Regions from separate parts of the Mus musculus genome. Here region 1 is linked to region 2. A link is a loop called in an ENCODE intact Hi-C map of the cell type or tissue named here. Cell type or tissue: gastrocnemius. All regions are shown on one strand. Each heading gives the region's core, and the rest is flanking DNA. Links, peaks and the distances in the headings are about the cores only.

Region 1 (8,336 bases), core at 88-8,087, 280 kb before region 2:
ATTTGTTAAAATTTTACTTTTAATGGAATTTTGCTTACACGATTCCCATGGTCAAATATGGACCTTGATCTGCAAATCTTAAAAAATTAATAAAAGAGTTAACCTATTACATTTATGCACTACAGAATGTGCAACTTAAAAGATGTCAAAGTGAACCATTTTAGTTTTTACTCAAAGTGTTGTGTTTAATATTAAATTTTGTTTTAAGAGTTAAAAAGAAGAATCGAAGCTAAATTACTTAAGATGAAGCATGGTTCACATGCTGTTTCAAATAAGAATGCTCCCTCCGGGCTCATATGTTGAATGCTTGGTTCTCAGTAGATTGAATTGCTTGAAGAGATTAAAATTTGTGACCTTGGTGCAGGACATTCATCACTTGGGGAGGATTGGAAGATTATATTCCTAATGAGCTTTTCACTCTTTGCCACTGTCTTGCAGATAAGGATGTAAGCACTTAACTACTGCTCCAGCACTTTGCCTGCCAGACTGTTGCCAGGCTCCTTTCTATGATGAACATGATGGACTCAAGCTCTGACACTCACACTCTGACACTGTAAGCAAGCTCTAAATTAAGTATTTTGTTTTCTAAGTTTTCTTTCTTATGGTTTCTCCTCACAGAGATAGAAAATTAACTACGCCAAAAGTTGGTAGCAAAGTGTGGTATGTTTCTGTGACAGGCCTGACTATCCAAATTTTTGGAGAAATATTGAAATTTTGGGCACTTTGGACTAGAAAAATGGTTCAATGTTGTAAGTCGAGCATATTATCTCCTCCTATTTAAGCTTCAAAGACACTCATGCTGTGACATTGTACTGGCTAGTTTTGTGTCAACTTGACACAGGCTGGAGTTCACAGAGAAAGGACTTTCATTTGGGGAAATGCCTCCAGGAGATCCAGCTGTGTGAGAGACCAAACTGGGAAACTAGACCCACAACAACTCTCACCCTGAAGATCAGGCTGACCCTTTGATGGGAATTATGTCACCCCCTCCTTCATTGTCTCCACCTGGCACCTGAAACTGCCAGCTTCACTCCGTCCTTCATGTATCCACTTGGCGCCTAGAACTGCTTAGATAAAGCCAGCTTCACCTCCTCCTCCATGTCTCCATTTGGTGCCTGGGACAGTTTACTCCAAAATAGCTACAAGATGTTTGATGGCTGCCTGGGACTTTTTAGTTAGGGCTGACACTCCAAGATAAGCTGCAGAATGTTTGAAGGCTGCCCAGGACCGTTTTAGGGCCAACATTCCAAGATAAGCTGCAAGATGTTTGAAGCCTGCAATCAGCATCTGCCCCAGATGTCCATCCCTTTCTCTGTATTTTACTATACCCCCTCACCCCTCCCTATTTTTCTCATTGTGTGCTTATAACCAGGCTCTTAGCCTCCATTGAACAGACCTTGACAACTCTCTGCTTGGTCTTGCTTCCCTTTCTCCACCTGTTTCTCTGGCAGGCCTCATCCTCCTCCACCCACGGAATAACTAAGTCCTACTGAATGGGACAGATGGCGCCTAGAACGTGGGGTTCAAGGCATGGAGCTTTGCCTGGCAAGGACCCAGGAGATTAGCTCCAAGAGATTTTCGTTGCAACTAGAAGAATAAGCTGTTTGAGGAACGCTCCTACCACTCATAGGAGAAGCTGTCCTCGGTGAGTAATTCCTCTCCATTAAGAAATGGGAACTAAACTGTCAAAGGAAGCAGTCTTCATCAGAGTCCTGAAAGCTTCACTCAAGAAAAGGGGAGTTTGAGTTAAGAAAAAAGATTTGATAAACTTTTTTATTTTTATAGATCAAGCTTGCCCCTGGTTTATAATTGACGGGGCAGAGATACATCGTAAAAAATGGCAAAGGTTAGGTCGAGCATTAAATGATATATTGACCAGGCAGGACCCCAATGCTGTTCCTGCAAATATTTTCACTTACTGGGGACTTATTCGTGACGTAGTAGAAAGTGCGGTTGATGATCCTCAGAAACAGCAGCTTTTGTTGGTTGTAGAATACTGTCTCTGCCCCTTGTTTGGGGAGGCTTCAGTGAGCTCCCTCCCCAACAAGAAACCCACTTCAGTAAATACAGACATGCCTGAAGCCCCTTAGGCTTCTCTTTAGACTCCTCTCCCAGTGGATCCGTCTCCTATAGAAATGCCACTGATCAATCCAGTCTTTAAAAAAAACCCTTGGCTGAGGGGCCTCTGGTTCCTACGGACGCAGACACTTTGGAAGAAGAGGTCCTTTGTCCTAGTAAGCCTCATGCTTCAGCCCCTCCATACAGGATCCCTCCCTACCTTCTGCCAATCTGCGCACCCACCCCCTGGTCTCCAACATTGCCCATCCCCACTCTCATAGATGCCAGGGACAAACTTGCATCTCAAGTTGCAGGGTTACAAGAAGTTTTACAGCTCCAGAAACAGTACACCCACCTTTTTACAGGCATCCCTTAAGGAAACAATCCTTGCCCGTGCCCCAGCCGCAGCCTCGGGCTGCACAAAAAAGAAAAAATCCTCAGGGAGGGTGTAAAATCTAAAATGCTGGCTTTCCCTGTAATTGCCCGCTCCACAGGAGCCACCAGCTATAACCCGCCCACTTCCACTTCAGAGGACTCCCCTTCAACCGCCCAAGCCGAATCTGCCTCCACAGAAATTGTACCCTCAGTTAACACAGCTGCACCTCCTAATGATGACCTCTCCAAGTCTGGTAGCGAGGGCGGAGCTGCCAGTGGGGGAGATAGTGAAACAGAAATCGAGGCTGAGGATCAAGTGCCTGCTCCTGCCCAGCTGGCTGCACTTTAAAGATCTGAGGGAGCTTAATACTGCAGTACAAACATATGGGCCAAATGCTCCTTACACTCTTTCTGTGCTCATGCTTCCTGGTGAATGGATTAAGGTAGTTCAATCTGTTTTGACCCACGGGCAATTCCTGTTGTGAAAAGCTGACTTCCTTGATCATTGTCAGTCTATTGCAGTAACCAGAGGTCCCCTCGTCCACCCTGCACTGCCTGGACCTTCGAGAAACTTAGTGGTCAAGGTAAATATGCAGCAGAGGCACAGCAGCAACACCTCCCTGTTGATCTCCTGGCTCAAACTGCCAACGCAGCGCTTAGTGCTTGGCGAGCAGTACCAGCAAAAGGCTCAGTTATCACTCCCCTAACTAAAGTTATTCAAGGGGCCCAAGAAGTCTATAGTGAATTTGTGAGTCGTCTACTTGAGGCTGCAGAGCGGACTCTAGGAGATGAGGATGTGGAAAATAAGCTTATTAAACAATTGGCTTATGAGAATGCTAATTCAGCCTGTCAGGCTGTCTTGCGCAGTAAAATTAGGGACAGAGACCTCAATGAAATAATTCTTCTCTGCCTTGATGTGGATACCTTTACTCATAGGATGTCTCAAACAGTCTAACTTGTGATGGGCGCAGCACTTAAGCCTGTCATGGCTGTTGGTGTGGCTCTTCAACAGACTGGCCCACAGAAAAGCTGTTTTAAATGTGGCCAGCCTGGGCATTTTGCCCGCCATTGTCCCTTGTTATCTCCTCTTGTTAATGTCCCCCAGCCTTGGGGGGGGAGGGTCTGCCACTGCCCACCTTGTACCGCCCAACACCCCTTGCCCACGGTGCCAGAAGGGCAAACATTGGGCTAGTGCCTGTAAATCTAAAACAGACATGTCTGGAAATCCTCTGCCTCCCCTTCAGGAAAACAGATGGTGGAGCCAGCCCCAGGGCCCCAATCCATCTCGTTTCTTCCTGCCACGGGGAACAGCCAGAAGCCAAACCAGCCCCTAGTCTCTACAGAGCCACACCAAGTAGCGCAGGACTAGACTTGTGTGCCCCCGCCAACTCAATACTAGCACCTGAGGATGGCGTCCAAATCCTTTCCTCTGGGGTCTTTGAACCTCCTCCACCTAATACTTAATTTTTAATTCTGGGGTGTGCCTCCACCACATTAAAGGGACTTATGGTTCACCCCTCTCTAGTAGATAATGATTATACTGGAGAGATTAAGATTTTAGTTAGTGCCCCTCTGGGCCCAGTATCGATATTCAAAGGGCAACGCCTAGCTCAAGCCCTGCCTCTGCCTCTAGATACCTCCCACCCAGTGATAGGTGCACAGTGTAGCTCCTCACAGCCACGCTCATCAGATCTTTACTGGGTCCAGTCAACTACCAGGAACCACCCTACACTCCACCTTAAGATAAATGGCAAGAGCTTTGAGGGCCTCTTAGACTCAGGCACTGATTCCACTGTAATCTCACAGAGTGCCTGGCCCACCCCCTGGCCGTTGCAAGCCTCTTTAACCCACTTGCAGGAAATTGGACAATCAAAAAATACTCTCCAGAGCTCACAACTGCTGACTTGGGAAGATAATGAGGGAAATTCTGGCTCCATTCAGCCCTTCATTGCTCCTGGCCTACCTGTTAACCCTTGGGAAAGAGATATTCTCTCTCAAATGAAAAGTCTTTATGTGCAATCCCAATGCAGTTATTGCTCATCAAATGCTTTCCCAGGGCTATCTCCCTAGACAGGGACTAGGTAAAAACAGCCAAGGGAGGCCTACACCGATAGAGGCCACCCCCAAGGTAGATCATGCAGGCTTGGGCTATAATACCCATTTTTCCTAAGGACCATTGCTCTCCCTGCACACCAGGTAGACAAGATTACATGGAAAGATGACTCCCCTGTCTAGATTGGCCAATGGTCCCTCCCCATCGAAAAGCTGTCAGCAGCCATACAGTTAGTTCAGGAACAGTTGGCTGCTCGGCATATCGAGCCTTCCACATCACCTTGGAATACCCCAGTATTCGTCATATGAAAGCAAAGTGACAAATGGCAATTGTTACAAGATCTTAGAGTGGTCAATAAGACCATGTTCCCCATGGGGGCTTTTGATCCTGGGCTTCCCTCTCCAGTGGCTATTCCCAGGAGAGATGTCAAATTAGTCATTGACTTAAAAGATTGCTTCTTTTCCATTCCTCTTCACCCTGACGATTGCAAGCGCTTTCCTTCCCATGGGTCAATTGTGTTGGGCCTTCCCGCCCCCCGTCCCGTTTTCAGTAGAGGGTTATCCCTCAAGGCATGGCCAATAGTCCCACCCTTTGCCAAAAGTATGTGGCTCAGACAATTGACCCTTTCAGAATGTCTTACCCTGACTTATATATTATACATTATATAGACAACATTCTTCTTGTGGGGCCCAAGGTGTGATTGATAACTATTATCCTGCTGATAAACTAGTTCAATTCCTACATAGGATACCTGTGGTTTTCCCAAAGAGAACAAAGCCAGGTGGGATTGCTGGGGCTGTGGTAGCTTTTACTGATGGGTCCTCCTCAGGTGTGGCTGCCTTCAGCATTGGTGGAGAGGTCTCGTGTTTTATGACAGACTTTTCCTCGGTGCAACTTGTTGAACTGGCAGCCATTGTTAGGGTGTTTGAACTCTTTCCTGAAACTCCTTTTAATTTGTATACAGATAGCGCTTATGTGGCCACCTCTGTTCCTCTTCTAGAACCTGTTCCAAATATTCGCCCCTCAACCAATGCTTCCCTGTTGTTTTCTAAACTTCCAAAACTTATCCTTGCCCGCAATTTTCCTTTTTTTGTTGGCCATATTCGTACTCATTCAGGCCTGCTTGGGCCATTGTCTGAAGGCAACGATATAGTTGATCAGGCTACCCAGGTAGTGGCTTCTGCCTTGTCTACCACTCCTCTTGCCGCCGCTCAAAAGGCCCATGATTTACACAATCTTAATGCCCATACCTTGAGACTTAAATTTTCCATCACCGGCGAACAGGCACAAGAAATTGTTCGGCAGCGTAAGGGCTGCCTGACCCTTTTGCCTAAGCCACATGTGGGAGTCAACCCCCACATGCTAATTCCTGCTGAGTTGTGGCAGATGGATGTTACGCACTATGCTCCCTTTGGAAAGTTAAAATATATTCATGGCTCTGTTGATACTTTTAGTGATTTTATCTGTACATCTTTACAGATGGGGGAGGCCACTAAACATGTTATCAGTCATGTTCTCTCCTGCTTGGTGGTTACACCACAAGCCAAGATCCTCAAGGCAGATAATGGCCTGGGATATGCTAGTTCCAGCTTTAAACAGTTTTGTGCTCAAATGGGTATCAAGCATATTACTGGCATTCCCTATAACCCCCAGGGCAAGGCATTGTAGAAAGGACTCATCAAACCCTTAAAAATATGCTCTTTAAATTACAGTCTGGGGGAGGAGTTCTATATCCCCAATAGGCAAGTTGAAGACCCTCTTGAATCATGCACTATTTGTCTTAAATTTTCTTACATATGACACTGTAGGCAAGTCTGCCGAAGATCACCTTTGGCACCCTTCAACTGCCAACAATTATGCACAAGCCATGTGGAGGGATCCCTTGTCCAAAAAATGGCAAGGTCCAGATCTGGTCCTTATATGGGGCAAAGGACATGCTTGCATTTATGATTCAGGAGCCCAAAATGCTAGACGGCTCCCAGAGTGCCTAATAAAACCATATAACTCATCCAGGGAAGAAAAGCCCTGAGAAAGCTCCCCCTTTTCTATCTTCCAGATGGCGATTTGGATAGTTACATTCACCTTGGCTTCCCTGGCTGCGGTCAGAGATGGATTTGAACAACCCACAGATAGACTGACTTTTCTGACTGGCATTTATGGCAAGCCCTGCCAGTCATGTAGGGGCAATCATAATGGGCCCTTGACACTCTCTAGTGGATCCTCATTTATGGTGGACTGTGGCAACCAGATCGCTACTCTGCAGTGGAGTGCTTCACATATGGGTGGCGCACAAGAATGGTGGGGCTGCAGTGATAAACCAAAGCCCAAACCTGTGGGACCAAATGGCACCTGCCCCGCCAAATGTAATTTTGTTTTACAAATGCATTCTGGTTATTACAAGCGGGTCACAACATGCTTTCATAATGGCCTCAAGTATTTTACTGCCATTTTCTATAAATATTCCACAGGCTCCTTCTGGGGGAAATTGGAACTCCGATGTCTGTGTCATTGGCTATAAGTCCAATAAATATGCAGGCTCCTTCTGCCTAGCCCCAGTGGGTGAACAAGCCTGCTGGCCCTGTGGTGCTCCTATTCATGTCTCAGATGGCAGAGGTCCGACAGACATGGTTAGAGAAGAAAGGGTTCAGTTGATCATTCAACATCAGGTAGAGAATTTGTTCCCCAAGCTAGAATACAACCCTTTGCTCAAGATAGTGCCAAAAGGGGTAGATTTGAACCCACAGACCATGGATATTATTGAAGCTACTCACAAAGTACTGAATTCCACCAATCCTATGCTCACTGAGGATTGCTGGTTATGTTTGGGCTTGGGGGTGACGTGGCCTTTGGCCTTTCCATTGCTCAACACCTCTGATCCGCCTTCCCCTACCTTACATAATTGCAGTTTTACAAAACCTTTAAAGGTTCAGCCTACTGAGTTTAATACCTCTTTTTGTTTTGGGGACCCTATGCCAAATAATTCCTTTGATGTTGATCTTGGTATTGCCTACTTTACCTATTGCTCTACTATAGTTAATTCCTCCCAGGCTGGTTTCTGCCCCCTGGCAGAGTTTTCATTTGTGGAGATAATATGGCTTATCCCTTTCTGCCCATAAATTGAACGGGACTCTGTGCCCCTGCCCTGCTCGTCCCCGATATCCATATTCTCCCTGGTGATGAACCCGTTCTCCTTCCTAGCTTTGACACTTTTGTCCCTCAACATAAAAGGGCACTCCAATTCATTCCCCTACTGGTGGGGCTCAGCATAACTAGCGCTCTTGCATCGGGAACTACGGGGTTAGGGGTAGCCATAGACTCATACAAGAAGCTTTCCTTACAGTTGATCTCTGAAGTTAATATGATATGTGAGTCTATAAAAAGATATTCAGGATCAGTTAGACTCCCTTGCTGAAGTTGTTCTCCAAAACAGAAGAGGGCTTGATCTTTTGACTGCAGATAAGGGAGGTATTTGCCTGGCCCTGCAAGAAAAATGCTGTTTTTATACAAATAAACCTGGCATAGTTAGAGATAGAATTAGAAAACATCAAGAGGAGTTACAGAAGAGACTTAAAGAGCTTTTTGATAACCCCATGTGGAGTTTTTGGAATGGGGCTTTGCCTTTTCTCCTCCCCTTCTTGGGACCTGTGTTGGGACTACTCCTCCTTGTCTCCTTTGGTCCATGGGCCTTCAATCGAATAACCAGCTTTATTAAGTCACAGATTGATTCTGCCTTAAACAAAACAGTTTCAGTCCACTACCATCAACTAGACATCTGAGACTCAGCCAAAGACCTGTCTTCCAACAGTGCAGTGAGGGCAGCCATTGCTTCAGTTCTCTACCCTTGCTGCAG
Region 2 (8,336 bases), core at 43-8,042:
TTGGGACTAATCCTCCTTGTCTCCTTTGGTCCTTGGACCTTTGATCGAATTTATTAAGCTTTATTAAGTCACAGACTGATTCTGCCTTAAACAAAACAGTTTCAGTCCACTACCATCAACTAGACATCTGAGACTCAGCCAAAGACCTGTCTTCCAACAGTGCAGTGAGGGCAGCCATTGCTTCAGTTCTCTACCCTTGCTGCAGAAACAGAGCCTTCTTGGTTCCATAAGCTGTGGAAATGACAATGATGGATGGGGTGACCTCCAGATCTTATACTGGCTGAGGGCCATAAGCTGTGGAATTATCAATGACGGAATTTTGTGGTGCCACGAGCCAGATACACACCGCCTATTGGCTGCAAGGTGACCCAATGACGGGATTATTGTGGGTCCACTGCCTGGGTGCCCATCACAACTACAAGTGGCCTGATTAAGTCATTGGAATAAGACGTGATGCCAGGAGTGGTTGCAACCTGCATTAGCCTAAGACAGGGTCCTTGCCCACCTAGGACCTGAAAAGGCCTAGTTATTGCGGTGCTGGATGTGGGTGCATGCCACGATAAAGACCTAAAACAGGTGCTTGACTGACCCTCTTTTCATGGCCATCCCCCACATTTAATAAAGAAAAAAGGGGGAGATGTGAGAGACCAAACTGTGGGAAACTAGACCAAAGACAACTCTCACCCTGAAGAAGAGGCTGACCCTTTGATGGGAATTATGTCACCCCCTCCTTCATTGTCTCCACCTGGCACCTGGAACTGCCAGCTTCACTTCATCCTTCATGTATCCACTTGGCGCCTAGAACTGCTTAGGTTAAGAAAGCTTCACCTCCTCCTCCATGTCTCCATTTGGTGCCTAGGACAGTTTATGGCACTCCAAAATAGCTACAAGATGTTTGATGGCTGCCTGGAACTTTTTAGTTAGGGCTGACACTCCAAGATAAACTGCAGAATGTTTGAAGGCTGCCCGGGACTGTTTTAGGGCCAACATTCCAAGATAAGCTGCAAGATGTTTGAAGCCTGCAATCAGCATCTGCCCCAGATGTCCATCCCTTTCTCTGTATTTTATTATACTCCTCGACCCCGCCCTATTTTCTCTCATTGTGTGCTTATAACCAGGCTCTTAAGCCTCCATTAAACAGACCTTGACAACTCTCTGCTTGGTCTTGCTTCCCTTTCTCCGACCGTTTCTCTTGCAGGCCTCGTCCTTCTCGACCCATGGAATAACTAAGTTCTGCTGGACAGGACACAGCTGCAAGGCATTTTCTCAATTAGTGATCAAGGGGAGAGGTCACCTTGTGGGTAGTGCCATCTCTGGGCTGGTAGTCTTGGTTCTATAAGAGAGTAGGCTGAGCAAGCCAGGGGAAGCAAGCCTGTAAAGAACATCCCTCCATGGCCTCTGCATCAGCTCCTGCTTTTTGACGTGCTTGAGTTCCAGTCCTGACTTCCTTTAGTGATGAACAGCAATGTGGAAATGTAAGCTGAATAAACCCTTTCCTCCCCAACTTGCTTCTTGGTCATGATGTTTGTGCAAGAATAGAAACCCTGACTAGGACAAACATCAATGTAGAATATGGAGGCTCAGCTCAAGAAGTTACCAATGAGAACAATATTAGCAACTGGGATAGTGACCATTCTTGTGATATTTTGCAGAGAAGGTTCCTGCCTCCAGCACTTGTCCTACAAACCTGTCAGAGGCTAAATTCAGAACTTTTAGACTAACTACATTGATAGAGATTTCAAGACAGCCTAACATTGATACTATTGTATAATTGTTATGAAATATAATGCAACCAGGATATGACAAGGTGGACCAAGCCACAGATCTTGTGGAAAGAGGTTTATTGGTGGAGAAGAGTTGAGTGAGGACATGGTGAGGGGATAAAGGCAGACAAGTCGATGTGTGGACAAACAGACAGACAGACAGACAGACAGACAGACAGAAAGACAGACAGCAGTGAGAGAGCCATGAGGGCAGTGAGAGTCACACAGAGAGAACCAAGAGAGGGAATGCAGAGAGATCAAGCTGGAATGGCTAGTGGTAATTTTATCTGCAGCACACAGGTGGTACACCTGATATACCTGGTACACTTGTGGCAGGGGCAGGTGATGGCATAAAAACTTGCTAGGTCCCTGAGAGCAGGCCACTGGAATTGCCTGTATGTTAACAATGATTACTAGTGATCACTCTTGTAAAGATCTAAAAGTAAAAAAGCAAGCAAAAAGAGATATAGAACATGCAGTTTGAGTATAAAAAAGAGCATCAGATATTCTAATATTGCAGCCAAGTCTTGTTCTCAAAGATATAAAAAGATTAAAGATAAGCCTGATGCAAAATTGAATAGTGTTACCTTTGGGGAAAGAACCTCCATCCCACAAGTTTTCAGATTGTAAATATAATGTTAATAGATCTGGGTCTGTTTCTTTTAACAGGTACATTTCCTGGTGTGCCCATAAGTAGTATAGGAAGCCATTTTGTCCCCTATGCCATTGAGTTTTCATATGAAGTGACATTCCAGCATTTCAAGGATAAAGGGTTATATACTCTCTTCTGTAGCTTCTTTCTGCTGAAATTGCCAGGACACAGGAAGGGTGGAATGTTTGTCAAAGGCTGGGAGGAGAATCAGGCAACTGAGCATTATCAAAAGCATCTAGTTTAATCTAGATGAAGAAATGGTAAGCAATCACATCAGCTGCACTGGTTCACCTCAACTCTCAGCAAATCCAGAGCTAGAAGCAATTTGAAGCAGTTTGTACTCCACAGCTGATTCCTAGATACTGACTGTTGGTCAAGTGGAAATCTGCTGAGACAGATATTGACTAGGGCCAGAAGTTAAAGTTTAGGAAATTTGGAGTTTATAATTCTGATAGTTTGGGGACAGGAGAACAGCCAAGAGGTGGATGGGGAGGGGGAAGGGAGAGAGAGAGATAAGCAAGTAGAGAATCTTAGACTGTGGAGAAGCTTAAGCTGTGGAGAAGCTTAGGCTGTACTTTCTGGGGTCCTTTTGATCAGTAAGAGGTGGATCCAAGTCTTATGGCTCCCTGGATTCCCTAGTGTTAACATTACTTTTTTTTAGTTTACAAAATATACAAAAGTTTTAGGTATATTGGCATTACCACTCTTTATAATCTGTACTGAAATCTACGTTGTAGAAAAAGCAGCTAACAGGTGTCTGTAAGAGAACTGGAGTAGACCCATGCCTTCCAATTATTAAAAAAGCCATGGTTTCGGGTTAAAAACATAAACATTCTTTTTTAGGTACATAGAGATGTTTTTAGCTGAATGATAAGCATCTTTAAGTCTGTTTAGAAGATTGTATTCTGGGTTACGGGGACAATCCACTGATTGATCAAAGAAAGCGACACTGAAGGACGAGTTTAGCCTCCTCAAGCAGCAGAGGAATCAGACCTTCAAAGACTAAACCCCAAACACATTTTGCAGATCCTCTTTTTTGTTACACAAAAGGCACCTTTAACAAGTCAATTTCTATGTCCCCAAATTTCTCATCTGATCTAGAATTGTCTTGAAAGAACCATAACTTTAAGTAAGTCTCAGACTTCCTGGTGTGTCAGGCATGTCTCTGAGAACCCTTCAAAAGAGCATGTCTCTGAAAATCCTACAAAAGAACAACACCACAAAATCTCAGATAACAGTCACTGACAAAGGCTATTTTCAAAGTCTAGGTGCCATCACTCCAGAATTCATATCAGATACAGCGATTCTGCTACTGAAGACAAACAAAGGAAATGTGAAGCCCTAACCTTTTGATTGATATCAGTTTTACCAGTTTATCAGAACTCCTCTGGCTCTTGCTCAGCAGCCCCCATTCCTCACAGTGTGCCTTTTAGCTGTGTTCCAGCACTGCCTGGTAGACAGGAGGGGGTAACAGCCACTTTTGTAAGAGGAGTGTACCTCTTTGTTTAAGTCCTGAAATGTAGACCTAGAAAGGGGTAGGCTCAAGGTATCAGGGTTGTGCTGAGGATGGGGTCTTATGTCAGAGGGCCGGGTGATTTTGTCTCAGGCTTGAAGCTGACATAGGTGCACCTGGCTCTAATACCTTGCTGTCTGAGCTGTTTTTGTAGAGCTCCTACGGGGTTGGGGGACAAATGTCTGTTTAAAATGGGAATACGACTTTGGGAGAGGAGTCAAACCATGGTGGTGTGGGCATTAACTGGAAATGCCTGACATTCTTACATTACAATCAGCATCATGAGTGGAGTATTAATTGTCATTTTATCCACTTTGAGCAGAGGGAGAAAGCCAAGGGATAACTTAGCATTTACTCCAATTTCTTGGCAGGGGTCCTGCTTAGTGAAGCTTTGCTTGCTTTGGGAGAAAGGGGCTAGGGAGAGGGGAAGCACCAATTTGGCATGGAGCTGTTTTTACTTTGTGTGTGTGTGTGTGTGTGTGTGTGTGTGTGTGTGTGTGTGTGTGTGTGTTTCTTTTTTGTTATTTAATTATATATTTTCTTTATTTCCATTTCAAATGTTATACCCTTTCCTAGTTTCTACTCTGAAAATCCCTTGTTCTCTCCCGCTCCTCCCTGCTCCCCAACCCAACCTCTCCCACTTCCTGGCCCAGGCATTCCCCTATACTGGGGTATAGAGCCATCATAGGACAAAAGGTCTGTCCTCCCATTGATGGCCGACTAGGCCATCCTCAGCTACATGTGCAGCTAGAGCCATGAGTCTCTCTGTGTGTTTTCTTTGATTGGTGGTTTAGTCCCAGGGAGCTCTGGGGTTACTGGTTATTTCATATTGTTGTTCCTCCTATGGGGCTGCAAACCCCTTCAGCTCCTTGGGTACTTTCTCTAGCTCCTTCACTGGGGACCCTGTATTCCATCTAATGGATGACTGGGAGCATCAGCTTCTGTATTAGTCAGGTGTAGGCAGCCGGGCGCCTTAAAGATGGCACCGGCCTCCGGTACACCATCGCTGTAAACAACACCAGTGTGCAGGCACTACCCCGAATCTGGTGCCAACCCCTCCCGAGCGGGTGCATACAAATTAAAGTGCCGGCAGACTGACCAATCCCAGGAGGACACATAGATTTCCCCAGTGCTGGGGTGTATATAAGCAGTCCTCCCTGGGTTTCCGGAGTTCCCGTAGCATCGAGGTGTTCCTGAAATAAAAAAAGGCTGTTGAGAAGAACCGACCGTGTTGCGTTTTTTCTTGCTGGACGAGGTGAGCGCAACAAGTTGGTGGCCGGCACAGGGACCCGAGGATCTCGTGGATTCAGAACTCTTCAGGTGAGGAAGGGCAGTACCGGTAAGTCTCCCAAATTGATCCCTGGTTAAAAGGAGGGATATGTTTTTCTCGCCCGTAGACCTAGTGTGGGTAGCTCTTAGTGTTTTTGTTTCATTTTTTTGTAATTTCTGGCCTCTGCTTTTGTATGATAGAAGCAGTTAAGGCTGGTCAGAAAATTCTCACGGAACAGCAAGAAAGTATGTAAGAGGAAGATAGGAAACACATAACCAAAAGAAAGAAAAGGGGTGAAAAAGAGAGAGAAAAAGAAAAGGGAGAAAAGGCAAATTCAAAAGGAAAAGGAAATAATGAGAAAGGAAAGGAAATAGCAAAAAGATATCCCTCATTAAAAGACTTAACAATAAGTTCAGCAAGTTCTGACTCCAGTGACTCGGAGCTTAGTAAAGATGATGAAGCTGACCTAGAAGAAGAGGCAGCTCAATATGAGAGGGATAGGTATGATCCGGATTGGCCATATAGAGCCAACCCAATGAAAAAGGGAGTATCAGTCAACAAAAGGACGAAAAGAAAAGGAAAGAAAAGAAAAGAAGAAAAGAAAAGAAAAGAAAAGAAAAGAAAAGAAAAGAAAAGAAAAGAAAAGAAAAGAAAAGAAATTAGAAAAGAAACGATTGTTTGTAGCACCTGACAAAGTTCAGATGGGAAATTTAGGAGAGTTCTTGGGTGCTCGAATTACTCCACATTTTATTACACCTCAAAAGATAGAATTACGTAAAGATCATTTGAAAACATTGAATGATTTCTAGAAGTTGTTGGGAGATATAAATTGGATTCGTCCATATATGAGGCTATCAAATTTTGAATTAATCCCTCTTTTTGATATATTGAAGGGCGATCCACAGCTTTCGTCACCTCGTGCTCTCACCCCTGAGACCTGAGTAGCATTAAAAAAGGTAGAAAGGTGTTTAGAAAAGGCCAAGCTGTATAGATGAAAAGAAGAAGAGGACATCCTCTTATGCATTTTGAAGACATTCCGCCAACCAACAGGAGTGTTGTGGCAGTCAGGTCCTCTATTGTGGATTTATCCTCATGAGTCTCCCAATAAAACCCTTGAATATTATCCCATTGCTGTAGCTCAATTAGCAATTTTGGGCATTAAATCGTGTATTCAACATTTTGGAGCACCCCCTCAGAAAATCATTACACCTTATAATGCTAATCAAATACAGATCCTAAGTTCTTTGATAGATGATTGGGCCCTATTGCGCTGTAATTTTGATGGGGAATTAGATAATCATTATCCCAAAGATCCTTTGCTACAATTTTTTAGTGAACATCCAGTGATTTTCCCCAAAGTCACAGCATCTAAACCCATATCGGGTGCATTGGATATTTATACAGATGGTTCTAAAACAGGTGTTGGTGCCTATGTAGTTAATTCTCAAAAACCCGTTCTTTTTTCAATACAATCCTGGCACCCTACAACTTACTGAATGTAAAATTGTGTTGGAAGTATTCAAAGCTTTTAAGGAATCTTTTAATCTAGTCTCTGATTCGGCTTATGTAGTAAATGCAGTGCGTGCATTAGAAATTGCAGGACCCATTAGACCTACCAGCCCTCTGTGCACCATCTTATTAGAGTTACAAAAATTGATTTGGAAAAGAACACATAAATTCTTTATTCAACATATTCGAGCTCACTCTACATTGCCAGGCCCTATGGCTAAAAGAAATGCCTTAGTGGACGCTAGCACTCACATGGAATTTATTTTTCACGCCACCCCACTGGAGCTTGCAAAAGATTTTCATCGATTGTATCATGTTCCTGCTGCCACACTTCAGCAGAAATTTGATATCTCTCGAACCTCAGCACGAGATGTGGTGTTACAATGCCCACAGTGTGTACAATTTCACCACCCTCCTCATGTTGGTATTAACCCTCGTGGATTGCTTCCTCTAAAACTGTGGCAAATGGATGTTACTCATGTCTCAGCATTTGGAAGATTAAAATATGTTCATGTTTCAATTGACACCTGTTCAGGTGTCATTTTTGCCTCCCCCATGTCTGGTGAGAAATCCCACAATGTGATTGGCCATTGCCTAGAAGCCTGGGCATCTTGGGGAAGGCTAGATAGTTTAAAAACTGATAATGGCCCCGCATATACATTAAAATCATCCCAAAACTTTTGCAAAATAATGCAGGTTAGTCACTCTACTGGCCTTCCCTACAATCTACAGGGCCAAGGCATGGTGGAAAGAGCACATCAAACCTTAAAAGAACTATTACAAAAACAAAAAGGGGGAATCGCCGATGGCCCGCCACCCAAAGAACAATTATCTTTAGCCCTCTTTACTTTAAATTTTTAATTCTGGACGAAAATGGTGTTCTCTTAGGGTCTGTATAACATCTGTCCAGGATCTTCTGGCTTTCATAGTCTCTGGTGAAAAGTCTGGTGTAATTCTGATAGGCCTGCCTTTATATGTTACTTGACCTTTTTCCCTTACTGCTTTTAATATTCTATCTTTATTTAGGGCATTTGTTGTTCTGATTATTATGTGTCGGGAGGAATTTCTTTCCTGGTCCAGTCTATTTGAAGTTCTGTAGGCTTCTTGTATGTTCATGGGCATCTCTTTCTTTAGGTTTGGGAAGTTTTCTTCTATAATTTTGTTGAAGATATTTGGTGGTCCTTTGTGTTGAAAATCTTCATTCTCATCTACTCCTATTATCCGTAGGTTTTCTTCTCATTGTGTGCTGGATTTCCTGGATGTTTTGAGTTAGGATCTTTTTGCATTTTGTATTTTCTTTGATTGTTGTGCCGATGTTCTCTATGGAATCTTCTGCACCTGAGATTCTCTCTTCCATCTCTTGTATTCTGTTGCTGATGCTTGCATCTATAGTTCCAGATTTCTTTCCTAGGTTTTCTATCTCCAGCGTTGCCTCACTTTGGGTTTTCTTTATTGTGTCTACTTCCCTTTTTAGGTCTTGGATGGTTTTATTCAATTCCATCACCTGTTTGGTTGTGTTTTCTTGCAATACTTTAAGGGATTTTTGTGCTCTCTCTTTAAGGTCTTCTACCTGTTTAGCAGTGTTCTCCTGTATCTCTTTGAGTGAGTTATTAAAGTCCTTCTTGATGT

Evidence for each region. Hi-C counts contacts between places; a loop is a spot of excess contacts. Peaks named below come from ENCODE experiments on the same cell type or tissue, not always from the same donor. Only the 100,000 strongest peaks of a DNase experiment are listed, where the experiment ranks them.
Region 1: it touches region 2 in a loop (9-fold over the local background); 13 of 42 quality-filtered maps call a loop at or near these places.

What each region holds. Positions count from the first base shown.
Region 1 is chr19:8,132,020-8,140,355 of GRCm38, forward strand. No RefSeq gene overlaps it. Among named protein-coding and RNA genes, the nearest start is that of Slc22a28, 4.2 kb to the left of the region's middle. In gastrocnemius, for the core only: no CTCF peak of the experiment used is centred there; a DNase peak (open chromatin) is centred at 3,663.
Region 2 is chr19:8,413,311-8,421,646 of GRCm38, forward strand. No RefSeq gene overlaps it. Among named protein-coding and RNA genes, the nearest start is that of Slc22a30, 12 kb to the left of the region's middle. In gastrocnemius, for the core only: no CTCF peak of the experiment used is centred there; no DNase peak of the experiment used is centred there.